Regions from separate parts of the Homo sapiens genome. Here region 2 is linked to region 1. The links are chromatin contacts, found by Hi-C or POLR2A ChIA-PET in ENCODE. All regions are on one chromosome and are shown on one strand. The core of a region is the stretch at or near the end of the contact, and the rest is flanking DNA. Distances in the headings are between cores, read along the strand shown. Region 1 has its middle 24 kb from the start of TEF. Region 2 holds the start of SNU13 (small nuclear ribonucleoprotein 13).

Region 1 (5,799 bases), core at 161-2,660:
CCGGTGCACCATTCCTCACTGTTCTTATGTCTTCCCAGCGTACAGCACGCAGGACGGTGCTATGGTTTGAATGTCTCCCCAGAATATATGGGTTGGAAACTTAATCCCTAATGCAATAGTGTTGGGAGGTGGGTCTTAATGGAAGGTGTTTACATCGTAAGGCCTCCACCCTCACGAATGGATATAAAAGAGCTTGAGGTGGCTGGGTGCGGTGGCTCATGCCTGTCATCCCAGCACTTTGGGAGGCTAAGGCGGGCAGATCACCTGAGGTTGGGAGTTCAAGACCAGCCTGACCAACATGGAGAAAGCCCGTCTCTACTAAAAAGACAAAAATTAGCTGAGCGTGGTGGCGCACGCCTGTAATCCCAGCTGCTTGGGAGGCTGAGGCAGGAGAATTGCTTAAACCCGAGAGGCAGAGGTTGTGGTGAGCCGAGATCGGGCCATTGCACTTCAGCCTGGCCAAGAAGAGCGAAACTCCATCTTAAAAACAAAGAGCTTGAAGCTGCACGTTGGAGCTCTTGCTCCCTCTCACCATGGGATGCCTTCTGCCACGTTATGACACAGCAAGAGGGCCCTCACCAGATGCAGCCCTCGATCTTGGGCTTCCCGGCTTCCCGAGCTGTCAGAAATAAATCTCTATTCATACCAGCACAAAATGGGGCTGGATGCAGTGGCTCATGCCTGTAATCCCAGCACTTTGGGAGGCCAAGGCAGGCAGATCATCTGAGTTAAGGAGTTCGAGACCAGCCTTGCCAACATGGTGAAACCCTGTCTCTACAAAAATACAAAAATTAGCTGGGCATGGTGGCGGGCACCTGTAATCCCAGCTACACAGGAGGCTGAGGCTGAAGAATTGCTTGATCCCAGGAGGCGGAAGTTGCAGTGAGCCAAGATCATGCCATTGCACTCCAGCCTGGGTGACGAGCGAAACTCTGTCTCAAAAAAAAAAAAAATTTCCTGTAGAGACAGGGTCTTAACTGTATTGCCCAGGCTGGCCTCAAACTCTTGGCCTCAAGTGATCCTTTCACCTTGGCCTCCCAAAGTGCTGAGATTACAGATGTGAACCACCGAGCCTTGCCTTTCTTCCTCTCCATCCTTGGCACCCAAGTCTAGTTCTTTAACCCATTTGCTCCTCCTGGGTCTTCCCAACTCCTTCCTGTTTCAGAGCCATTGCACTTGCTGTTCCTTCTGCCTGGAGTGCGTGCCCCCACATCTCCTCAGCCTCGCTCTGTTCTCAGTGCCTGGCCTGCCCATGCGCAGCAGCAGTAGCTGCTCCCCAAATATCTGCTGACCTGGCTGTGGGGAGGATAACACCAGAGCTGGGTGTGACAGCGGTGTTGTATCACCACCAGGTGGAGCTGTAGACACGTCCTGGGCGGTGACCTCGGGTCCAGCCTCCAGATCTGTCCTCTCAGCAAAGCCTCCAGGGCCCTCCGTGCCAGGCAGTGCTGTGGGCACCAGCTGACTCAGCCGCCGCCCCTCCTGCCCTCCAATGGCTACTGGCATACGTGGTCCAAGGGCTTGCACAGAAGCCTGGGAGGAAGGGAGGGCTGGCTGCCGCCCAAGGCCTGTGCTTCTAGGCTCTTTCTGGGGAGGGAGGGGACGTGGAGGGAGTTGGGTGGGGATGGTAGCTCAGCCAGGCATCTGGGATGAGGGGTTCTGCAGAGGCGTCGGACTTGGAGTCTATCTGCTGCCTGAATTTGTATCCCACCACCCCCAGTCCTCCATATGCCTTTGACAAGCCTGGCTCTGAGCCTCAGTTTCCCCATCTGTCAAAAAGAGAGAATAGACTGGGCACAGTGGCACTTTCAGAGGCCAAGATGAGCGGATCACTTGAGCTCAGGAATTCAAGACCATCCTGGCCAATATGGTGAAACCCCATCTCTACTAAAAATACAAAAAAATTGGGGCCAGGCCTGGTGGCTCATGCCTGTAATCCCAGCACTTTGGGAGGCTGAGGCAGGTGGATCACGAGGTTAGGAGTTCAAGACCAGCCTGGCCAAGATGGTGAAACCCCATCTCTACTAAAAATGCAAAAATTAGCCGGGCGTGGTGGTGCGCACCTGTAATTCCATCTACTCGGGAAGCAGAGAATTGCTTAAACCTGTGAGGCAGAGGTTTCAGTGAGCCAAGATCGCACCACTGCACTCCAGCCTGGGCGACAAAGAGTGAGACTCCATCTCAAAAACAAAAACAATAACAAAAAAATTAGCCAGGTGTGGTGGCAGGCACCTGTAGTCCCAGCTACTCGGGAGGCTGAGGCAGCAGAATCACCTGAACCTGGGAGTCAGAGGCTGCAGTGAGCTGAGATTGCACCACTGCACTCCAGCCTGGGCAACAGAGAGAGACTCTGGCTCAAAAATAAAAAAAAGTGGGCCGGGCACGGTGGCTCGTGCCTGTAATCCCAGCACTTTGGGAGGCTGAGGCGGGCAGATCACAAGGTCAGGAGATCGAGACCATCCTGGCTAACACGGTGAAACCCCGTTTCTACTAAAAATACAAAACAAAAAATTAGCACTTGTAGTCCCAACTACTCGGGATGCTGAGGCAGGAGAATGGTGTGAACCCAGGAGGCAGAGCTTGCAGTGATCCGAGATTGTGCCACTGCACTCCAGCCTGGGCGAGAGCGAGACTGTCTAAATAAATAAATAAATGTTAAATTTTTTTTTAAAATAAATAAAGAATAAATGGGCCGGGTGCAGTGGCTCATACCTGTAATCCCAGCACTTTGGGAGGCTGAGGCGGGCGGATCATGAGGTCAGGAGATCGAGACCATCCTGGCTAACACGGTGAAACCCCATCTCTACTAAAAAATACAAAAAATTAGCTGGGCGTGGTGGCGGGCACCTGTAGTCCCAGCTACTCGGGAGGCTGAGGCAGGAGAATGGCGTGAACCTGGGAGGCAGAGCTTGCAGTGAGCCGAGATTGCACCACTACACTCCAGACTGGGCGACAGAGCGAGACGCCGTCTCAAAAAAAAAAAAAAAAGAATAAATGTGGGCAAGAACTGGAACCCCATGGGGTGCACGGAGCAGGCCTGCCATATCAGGATGAGGCCAAGGAGGGAGCTTTTTCAGGGGCCTCCTCGAGTGGGGGTGGTGTGTGCAGGTACCGTGTGTGTGGGTTGGGGAAAAGGTGGGTGGACAGGAAACCAGGGGCCCCTGGGGCCTCAGCACTGCCTTTTCAAGTGGGGCAAGATCTCTGGGGCCTCCCCTGCCCTGAGGCCCAGAGCCTGAGTTGCCCGAGTGCCTGTGTCTCAGTGTGTGTACAATTGTGTCTATGTGTGTCTGTGACTGTTCCTGGGTATATGTGTGTGCGTCCAACTGCGTCTGGCAGGGTTAGCATATGTGTACACAAATGGGTCTGTGTGTGTCCTCACCAGGGACTCTCTCACCTTGACCGAGGAGTCCGCGGATCCCAGGGCACCAGGAGGTTTCTTTCTTTCTTTTTTTTTTTTGAGATGGAGTCTTGCTCTGTCGCCCAGGCTGGAGTGCAGTGGTGCTATCTCGGCTCACTGCAAGCTCTGCCTTCCGGGTTCATGCCATTCTCCTGCCTCAGCCTCCCGAGTAGCTGGGACTACAGGCACCCACCACCACACCTGGCTAATTTTTTTTTTTTTTTTTTTGTATTTTTGGTAGAGACGGGATTTCACCATGTTAGCCAGGATGGTGTCGATCTCCTGACCTCGTGATCCGCCCGCCTCGGCCTCACAAAGTGCTGGGAGTACAGGCGTGAGCCATTGCACCCGGCCCAGGAGGTTTCATATCCATGCCAGGAGGGGCCCACAGGGCCTGGGGCAGCTGCTCAATTGGCAGCTGGGGCAGTGCCCTGTGAAGGCTCTGGGGTACCCTGCTTCTGTTCCAGCCCCCTACCCCCATCCCCAGTCCCTAGTAACTGGATCTTCTCTCTCCATCTCTCCCCTGGAAGGACCCAGTGCTTCCTGATTTGCATGATATTTACATACATTTGAATTTAGATCCCTGCTTCCCTGAGGCATACAGCATTATTCTCACTCCTGCCAGAGTAGTCAAGGAGGCTGTGGACTTCCTTAGCATAAGGGAGTCCAGGGATTAAGCTGGAGGGGCCCAACACCTCCCCTCTTCCCCATACAGAGTCAGCCTGGCTCTTTTCCTGCTCAAGATATGTGATTATTTAATTAATTAATTTATTTTTTGAGACTGTTTCACTCTGTCACCCAGGCTGGAGTGCAGTGGTGTGATCTTGGCTCACTGCAACCTCTGCCTCCTGGGTTCAAGTGATTCTCCTGCCTTAGCCTCTCAAGTACCTGGGATTACAGGCGCATGCCACCACACACAGCTACTTTTTGTATTTTTAGTGGAGATGGGGTTTCACCATGTCGGCCAGGCTGGTCTCGAACTCCTGACCTCAAGTGATCTGCCCGCCTCAGCCTCCCAAAGTGCTGGGATAACAGGTGTGAGCCACCGTGCCTGGTCATGTAATTATTGAGCACTTACTGTGTCAGTTTTTGTTTTTTTGAGACAGAGTCTTGCTCTGTTGTCCAGGCTGGAGTGCAGTGGCACAATCTCAGCTCTCAGCTCACTGCAATCTCCGCCTCCCGAGTTCAAGTGATTCTCCTCCCTCAGCCTCCTGGATAGCTGGGATTACAGGTGCCCGACATCACCCCTGACCAAGTTTTGTATTTTTAATAGAGACGGGGTTTCATCATGTTGGTCGGGCTGGTCTTGAACTCCTGATCTAAAGCTATCCACCTTCCTCCGCCTCCCAAAGTGCTGGGATTATAGGCGTGAGCCACCACACCCGGCCAGATTTTTTTTTTTAATTGAGATGAGGGTCTCCCTGTGTTGCCCAGGCTGGTCTCAAACTCCTGGGCTCAAGTGATCCTCCCACCTCAGCCTCCCAAAGTGCTGGAATTACAGGCATGAACTATACCGTGCCAGGACAGCAGATGCTTTCTATGCCCATTCATTTCAACCTCACAACAGCCCTTTACGGTATCTTTACATCCATTTTATAGATAGGAAAACAGGTTCAGAACAATTAAGTGACTTGGTTGAGACCACCCAGTAAGTAGGATTTGAACCCAGCTCTGGTGAACTTTCTGTTGACACGGCTGGAGTGTGGGCTTAGTAAGGGGGCCTAGGCACTTTCTTTCTTGGCTCCTGCCCTTGAGTAACAAACCTGGCTCTTGCTCTTTTGACTCAAGGGTCACTATGTCCCCTGGGGAGATAAGAGGAGCGGTAGTGGTGGTGGTGGTAGCAGACTATTTTTGTATTTTTAGTAGAGGTGGGGTTTCACCACGTTCGCCAGGCTGGTCTCGAACTCCTGACCTTGTGATCCACCTGCCTCAGCCTCCCAAAGCGCTGGGATTACAGGCGTGAGCCACCACGCCCAGTCTGCTAAGTGCTTTTCAAGCATTTTCTCAAACTGTCTTTCCCACAACCCTTTGTGAGTTACATCTTATTATAAATCGCATTTCACAGGTGAGAAAACTAGGGCACAGCGGCCAGGTGCGGTGGCTCACACCTGTAATCCCAGCACTTTGGGAGGCCGAGGCGCGTTGATCACGAGGTCAGGAGATCGAGACCATCCTGTCTAACACAGTAAAACCCCATGTCTACTAAAAATACAAAAAAATTAGCCGGGCGTGGTGGCAGGTGTCTGTAGTCCCAGCTACTCGGGAGGCTGAGGCAGGAGAATGGCGTGAACCCAGGAGGCGGAGCTTGCAGTGACGAGATGGTGCCACTGCACTCCAGCCTGGGCGACAGAGCGAGACCCTGTCTCAAAAAAAAAAAAAAAAAAAAAAGAAAAGAAAACTAG
Region 2 (5,542 bases), core at 2,209-4,708, 280 kb after region 1:
AGTGGCACAATCTCGGCTCACCGCAACTTCTGCCTCCGAGGTTCAAGCAATTCTCCTGCCTCAGCGTCCTGAGTAGCTGGGATTACAGGCATGCGCCACCATGCCCGGCTAATTTTTGTATTATTAGTAAAGACGGGGTTTCACCATGTTGGCCAGGCTGGTCTTGAACTCCTGACCTTGTGATCCGCCCACCTCAGCCTCCCAAAGCGCTGGGTTTACAGGCATGAGCCACTGCACCCGGCCAACTCCTGGCTAATTAAAAAAAAAATTGTTTAGGCTGGGTGTGGTGGCTCACGCCTGTAATCCCACCTCTTTGGGAGGCTGAGGCAGGCAGATCACTTGAGGTCAGGAGTTGGAGACCAGCCTGACCAACACGGCAAAACCCCGTCTCTACTAAAAAAATACAAAAAATAGCCGGGCATGGTGGCACATGCTTGTAATCCCAGCTACTCGGGAGGCTGAAACAGGAGAATCGCTTGAACCAAGGAGACAGAGGTTTCAGTGAGTCAAGATCGTGCCACTGCACACCCAGCCTGGGTGACAGAGCGAGACTCTGTCTCAAAAAAAAAAAAAAAAAAATTTGTAGAGACAGGATCTCACTATTTTGCCCTGGGTGGTCTCCAATTCCTGGGCTAAAGAGATTCTCTCGCCTCAGCCTCCCAATTTCTGGGATTGCAGGCTTGAGCCACAGTGCTTGGCCACATCCCGTCTTTTAACTGGAGCACTCAGTCCCTTTACATATTTAAGTATTGGTATAATGGTTTCAAATTTTCCTTCTTTTGTGCCTTCTATTTGTTCCACTTGTTCTGTTTCTTTTTCTTTCTTTCCTTTCTCTGGATTTATCATTGCATTTGCACTATTTTCCCCTCTACTGATTTGGAGTTTATTCTTTTATCTTTTTTTTTTTTTTTTAAGAGACGGCATCTCCCTCTGTCGCCCAGGCTGGAGTGCAGTGGCGCAATCTCGGCTCACCGAAACCTCTGCCTTCCATATTCAAGGAATTCTCCTGCCTCAGCCTCCCGAGTAACTGGGACTACAGGCATGCACCACCACGCCCAGCTAATTTTTGTATTTTTAGTAGAGATGGGGGTTTCACCATGTTGGCCAGGTTGAACTCCTGACCTAAGGTGATCCACCCGCCTCGGCCTCCCAAAGTGCTGGGATTACAGGTGTGAGCTACCACGTCCGGCCATACAAATGTTTTATTTGATACTACAGTAGGGATTTTTTTTTTCTTTGACACAGTCTTGCTTTGTCACCCAGGCTGTAGTGCAGTGGCATGATCTCGGCTCACTGCAAACACCGCCTCCCCGGTTATAGTGATTCTCCTGCCTCAGCCTCCTAAGTAGCTGGGATTACAGGCACGCACCACCACGCCTGGCTAATTTTTGTATTTTTAGTAGAGATGGGGTTTCACCATGTTGGTCAGGCTGGTCTTGAACTCCTGACCTCATGATCCACCCGCCTCAGCCTCCCAAAGTGCTGGGATTACAGGCGTGAGCCACCGTGCCCAGCTGGAAATTTTGGTTAATAATTTATCACAAGTTTTATTTATTTATTTTTTTGAGACGGAGTCTCAAACTGTCACACGGGCTGGAGTGCAGTGGTGTGATCTTGGCTCACTGCAACCCCCGCCTCCCAGGTTCAAGCGATTCTCCTTGCCTCAGCCTCCCAAGTAGCTGGGATTACAGGTGCCCACCACCACGCCTGGCTAATTTTTTTGAATTTTTAGTAGAAACAGGGTTTCACTATGTTGGCCAGGCTGGTCTCAAACTCCGGACCCCATGATCCACCCGCCTCAGCCTCCCAAAGTGCTGGGATTACAAGCATGAGCCACCGCGCCTGGCCCTGTTGCATGTTTTAAAATAGATATACTTAGAAATATTACATGGAACCCCCAAAGTATGTACAACTATGATATGTCAATTTAAAAAAACTTTAAAAATTGCCATTGTTTCCAACAACCCATTCTCTGGAAATCAGGATTCTCAAATCTCAATAAACATCAAATTCATAAAAGAGGAAGACTTCAGGAATCTGAACAATCATTAAATACCTAAATGTTTCACTATTAGTCAACAAAAAAGTTAAACTCAATTTTAAAACCAAACTAGCTTATAAACACTAATTGAAACTTGCTTAGGGTGTATTTATTTGCCTTTCAATTTCTTCAGGGGTTAAATAAATTAACGAATGATATCATACCACCAGCCAACCTAAATCCCTACCTAGCATGATCAGTTTGGTTTCGCTGTACACCAGACAGCCAAAACTTGCAAGGTTTTGATTGAACAACAAATACTGCGTGCTTACTCTGTACCAAGCATCAGGACTAGATGTTTACCATGCTTTATTTCATTTGATCCTCACAACACCCTCATGCACTGTCATCCCCATTTTACAGTTGAGGAAAACTGCAAAGTTCAACCTGAGACCATCCGATTCCAAAACGTTTCAGGGAGCTGCGTTAAAGCGAGCACTGAGTTTGGAAGCTTCAAGTTCTAGGCTCAGCCACGTACTAAGCTTCAAAATGCATGGGAGGAGGTTTGTGGGGAGTGCTACCGCCGGGATCCAAGCTCCACTGGAAGGATTAACTATAGAAGTTACAGTGCTTTACAAATTCTTCCCTCCTCACCAAGTGCCAACCAAAACTACTACGCCAGGACACACGTTTTAGAACTTTCCCTAGATGTTTAAAAGTCAGAGACGACCAAGAGTTTAGAGACGCCGCACGTGGTGCTACCAGACTTCTGGTTTTTGAAGCCACCGCCTTGCAGGAGAAGCCTTTCCTGCACTCCAGGCCGTGAGTCGCGCTCACTTCATGTTCCCCACAGCCCCCAAATGCCAAAGGCTCCTCTAGGTCCCTGGCGCGTGTGACTCGCGGCGGGCACTAAGCGCAGACCCATGGGAGATCTCCTCCTGAACCCCAGCAACGGGGGTGGGGTGAGGTAGGGTGGGTAGGAGAGGTTGATCCGAATCCCAGGGTCCCACGCCATCGTAGATTTCGTATGAAAAGAAACAAGGAAAAAAAAAAGTTGGAGCCAAGTTTTCTTCACCCAACTTTTTGCCCTCTCCCACGTGGGTTGGTCTCTTTCTCCCAGGCTGGGCCATGCCCCCTCCGCTCGCTGCAGGCCTTTTGCCAAGCAAACAGACCGTGCGGCAAAGCAACACAGCTGCGGGGATCCTAAGGTTTCCTGAGTTCTAACCTCGGGCCAGGCTGCTGGGACCCCGCCGCTGCTGGGGTTCTAACTAAGGGCCCGGCGGTTAAGACCCAACGCCGGCGGATGAGACGGCGCAGGCTCTAAGCCTCCATCTAACAGGCTAGGGAGTGAACGCAACCCTGAGTCTCCCGCTTCCCGGTCCCTCGGCCGGCGCACGCACTCACCATGGCTGCGGTTCCGCGGGCTCAGCACTCCTAGGGGAGCGCAGCTGACGTTTCAGAAGCACTCGCGTGCACCGGAAAAACTCACAGAAGCAGCAGCGGAAATGGCCCCGCGCGGCAGGAAGCGAAGGTGACGCTACGCGAGCGAGTGGGCCCCGCCCTCTACGGGGGCACTGGCGCGGAAACTGGCCCTGTGTCGAAGAAGGAACGTACTTTGGCGTTCTTATGAGCTGCCTAGTACAAATTATTGGCAGAAACAATGAATTAAACATTCAAAAAGTAACCCACCGGCCGGCCGCAGCGGCTTATGGCTGTAATCCCGGCACTTTGGGAGGCCGAGGCGGGCGCATCACCTGAGGACAGGAGTTCGAGACCAGCCTGGCCAACATGGCGAAACCTCGTCCCTACTAAAAAATACAAAAATTAGCCAGGCGTGGTGGCGGGCGCCTGTAACCCCAGCTACTTAGGAGGCTGAAGCAGGAGAATCGCTTGAACCCCGGAGGTGGAGGCTACAGTAAGTTGAGATCATGCCACTGCACTCTAGCACTCCAGCTGAGGCGACAGAGCGAGACTCTCAAAAAAAAAAAAAAAAAGGCCGGCCGGGTGCGGTGGCTCCCGCCTGTAATCGCAGCACTTTGGGAGGCTGAGGCAGGCGGATCACTAGGTCAGGAGATCGAGACCATCCTGGCTAACACAGTGAACCGTCTCTACTAAAAATACAAAAAATTAGCCGGGCATGGTGGCGGGCGCCTGTAGTCCCAGCTACTCGGGAGGCCGAGGCAGGAGAATGCCGTGAACCCCGGAGGCGGAGCTTGCAGTGAGCCGAGATCGCACCACTGCACACTGCACTCCAGCCTGGGCAACAGAGTGAGACTCCGTCTCAAAAAAAAGAAGAAAAAAAAGAGGGCCGGGTGCGGTGGCTCACGCCTGTAATCCCAGCACTTTGGGAAGCTGAGGCGGGCGGATCACCTGAGGTTGGGAGTTCGATACCAGCCTGACCAATATGGAGAAACCCCCGTCTCTACTAAAAATACAAAATTAGCCGGGCGTGGTGGCGCATGCCTGTAATCCCAGCTACTCGGGAGGTTGAGGCAGGAGAATCGCTTGAACTTGGGAGGTGGAAGTTGCAGTGAGCCGAGATCGCGCCATTGCACTCCAGCCTGGGCAACAAGAGTGGAAACTCGGTCTCAAAAAAAAAAAAAAAAATTCCAGCCACTAAACAGTTAAGGCCTGGCTCATTATAATTGGCTGACGTCCCTGCCTGCTCAGATATTTAATATTTTGAATAGAACTTTTGGGTAAAAGAGTCTTCAGGGTAACATTTATTTTCCCACCAACACTGATCCTAAGATGGGAAAAGTAATTCCCCCACAGGAAATCAGGATACTGCAAGCAACGAGAAAGGCATGTTGAGTGGTTAAACAAGAATACATGTATTCAATACAGTGTTCATTAAATGTTTGATAATAGAAGGACAGGCAGATCCAAGTATTTCATAGGAAGAAAGAAATCAAGCAGACCGCAGGTTATATCACCCCATCACACATTCAGGGAACTTAATCTTTTCATTCCAGAGGATGGGTTTGTTTAAAACAAGTTCTTCCTCCTAATTACTTTTGAACAATTCCCCAATACTGTCCTTACCTGCACCAAGAGCATGCTAACCAGGCCTGGCACCAGGGTCAGAGTTGAGGCTGGGGCATCAGCCCCCTTTGTGAGGTGGCCTCAGTGACAGGGGTGCTATGAGGTGGCGGCTATCCTACTGCAGCTGGCTGCATCAGATGTGCCAGGCCTGCCCTCTAGCTCCCAACACCATCTGCCTGATCTAAGCTTTGCCATGTTGTTGTCACTGCTGGGTGCCTGTGCTGTGGTGGGGCCATTCCATGGCCCTGAGTGGGAGCCAGTGCAGGGCCTGCTCTCCCAGAATCACAGCTGCAGGGACCCTCAGTGCTGTGGCAACCTGCTTGTCCTCTGCCTCTTTCTGGTCTGGCAGGTCCGGCACTGTTGGCACCAGGTCACCAGGACCCGCTTCAGCACAAGGAATGTCATCAAGGTGAGTGGGCCCCATACACCTTCACCCTTCTTCCCTCAGCACCATGATTGTCTCTGTCACTTGTTACAAGGACCTTGTTTTATGCCTGGTGTACCAGAAATGAATCA

What was found. Hi-C counts contacts between places; a loop is a spot of excess contacts on that map. ChIA-PET counts read pairs that join two places held with the same protein, here RNA polymerase II (POLR2A). Pooled maps may share reads with other maps.
Region 2: a loop to region 1 is called in a pooled map, with 2.6 times the contacts of the local background. The contact joins the promoter of SNU13 here to the enhancer-like site in region 1. A Hi-C loop is called at or near these places in 7 of 50 pooled maps. POLR2A ChIA-PET finds 5 or more read pairs at or near these places in 6 of 52 experiments (AG04449, CD8-positive, alpha-beta memory T cell, OCI-LY7 and 3 more).

The regions. Positions count from the first base shown.
Region 1 is chr22:41,402,626-41,408,424 of GRCh38, forward strand. No RefSeq gene overlaps it. Among named protein-coding and RNA genes, the nearest start is that of TEF, 24 kb to the left of the region's middle. RefSeq lists a silencer at 5,727-5,776. Within about 2 kb of position 1,411, at least 10 of the 41 ENCODE cell types and tissues checked have a DNase peak (open chromatin) inside an H3K27ac peak, as active enhancers do.
Region 2 is chr22:41,685,409-41,690,950 of GRCh38, forward strand. SNU13 (small nuclear ribonucleoprotein 13) reads right to left here and starts at 3,459. Exons shown (of 3, transcript NM_001003796.2): 1 at 3,386-3,459. The coding sequence starts at 3,388. It also overlaps the pseudogene C22orf46P. RefSeq lists enhancers at 2,659-2,828, 3,379-3,558 and a silencer at 2,940-3,139.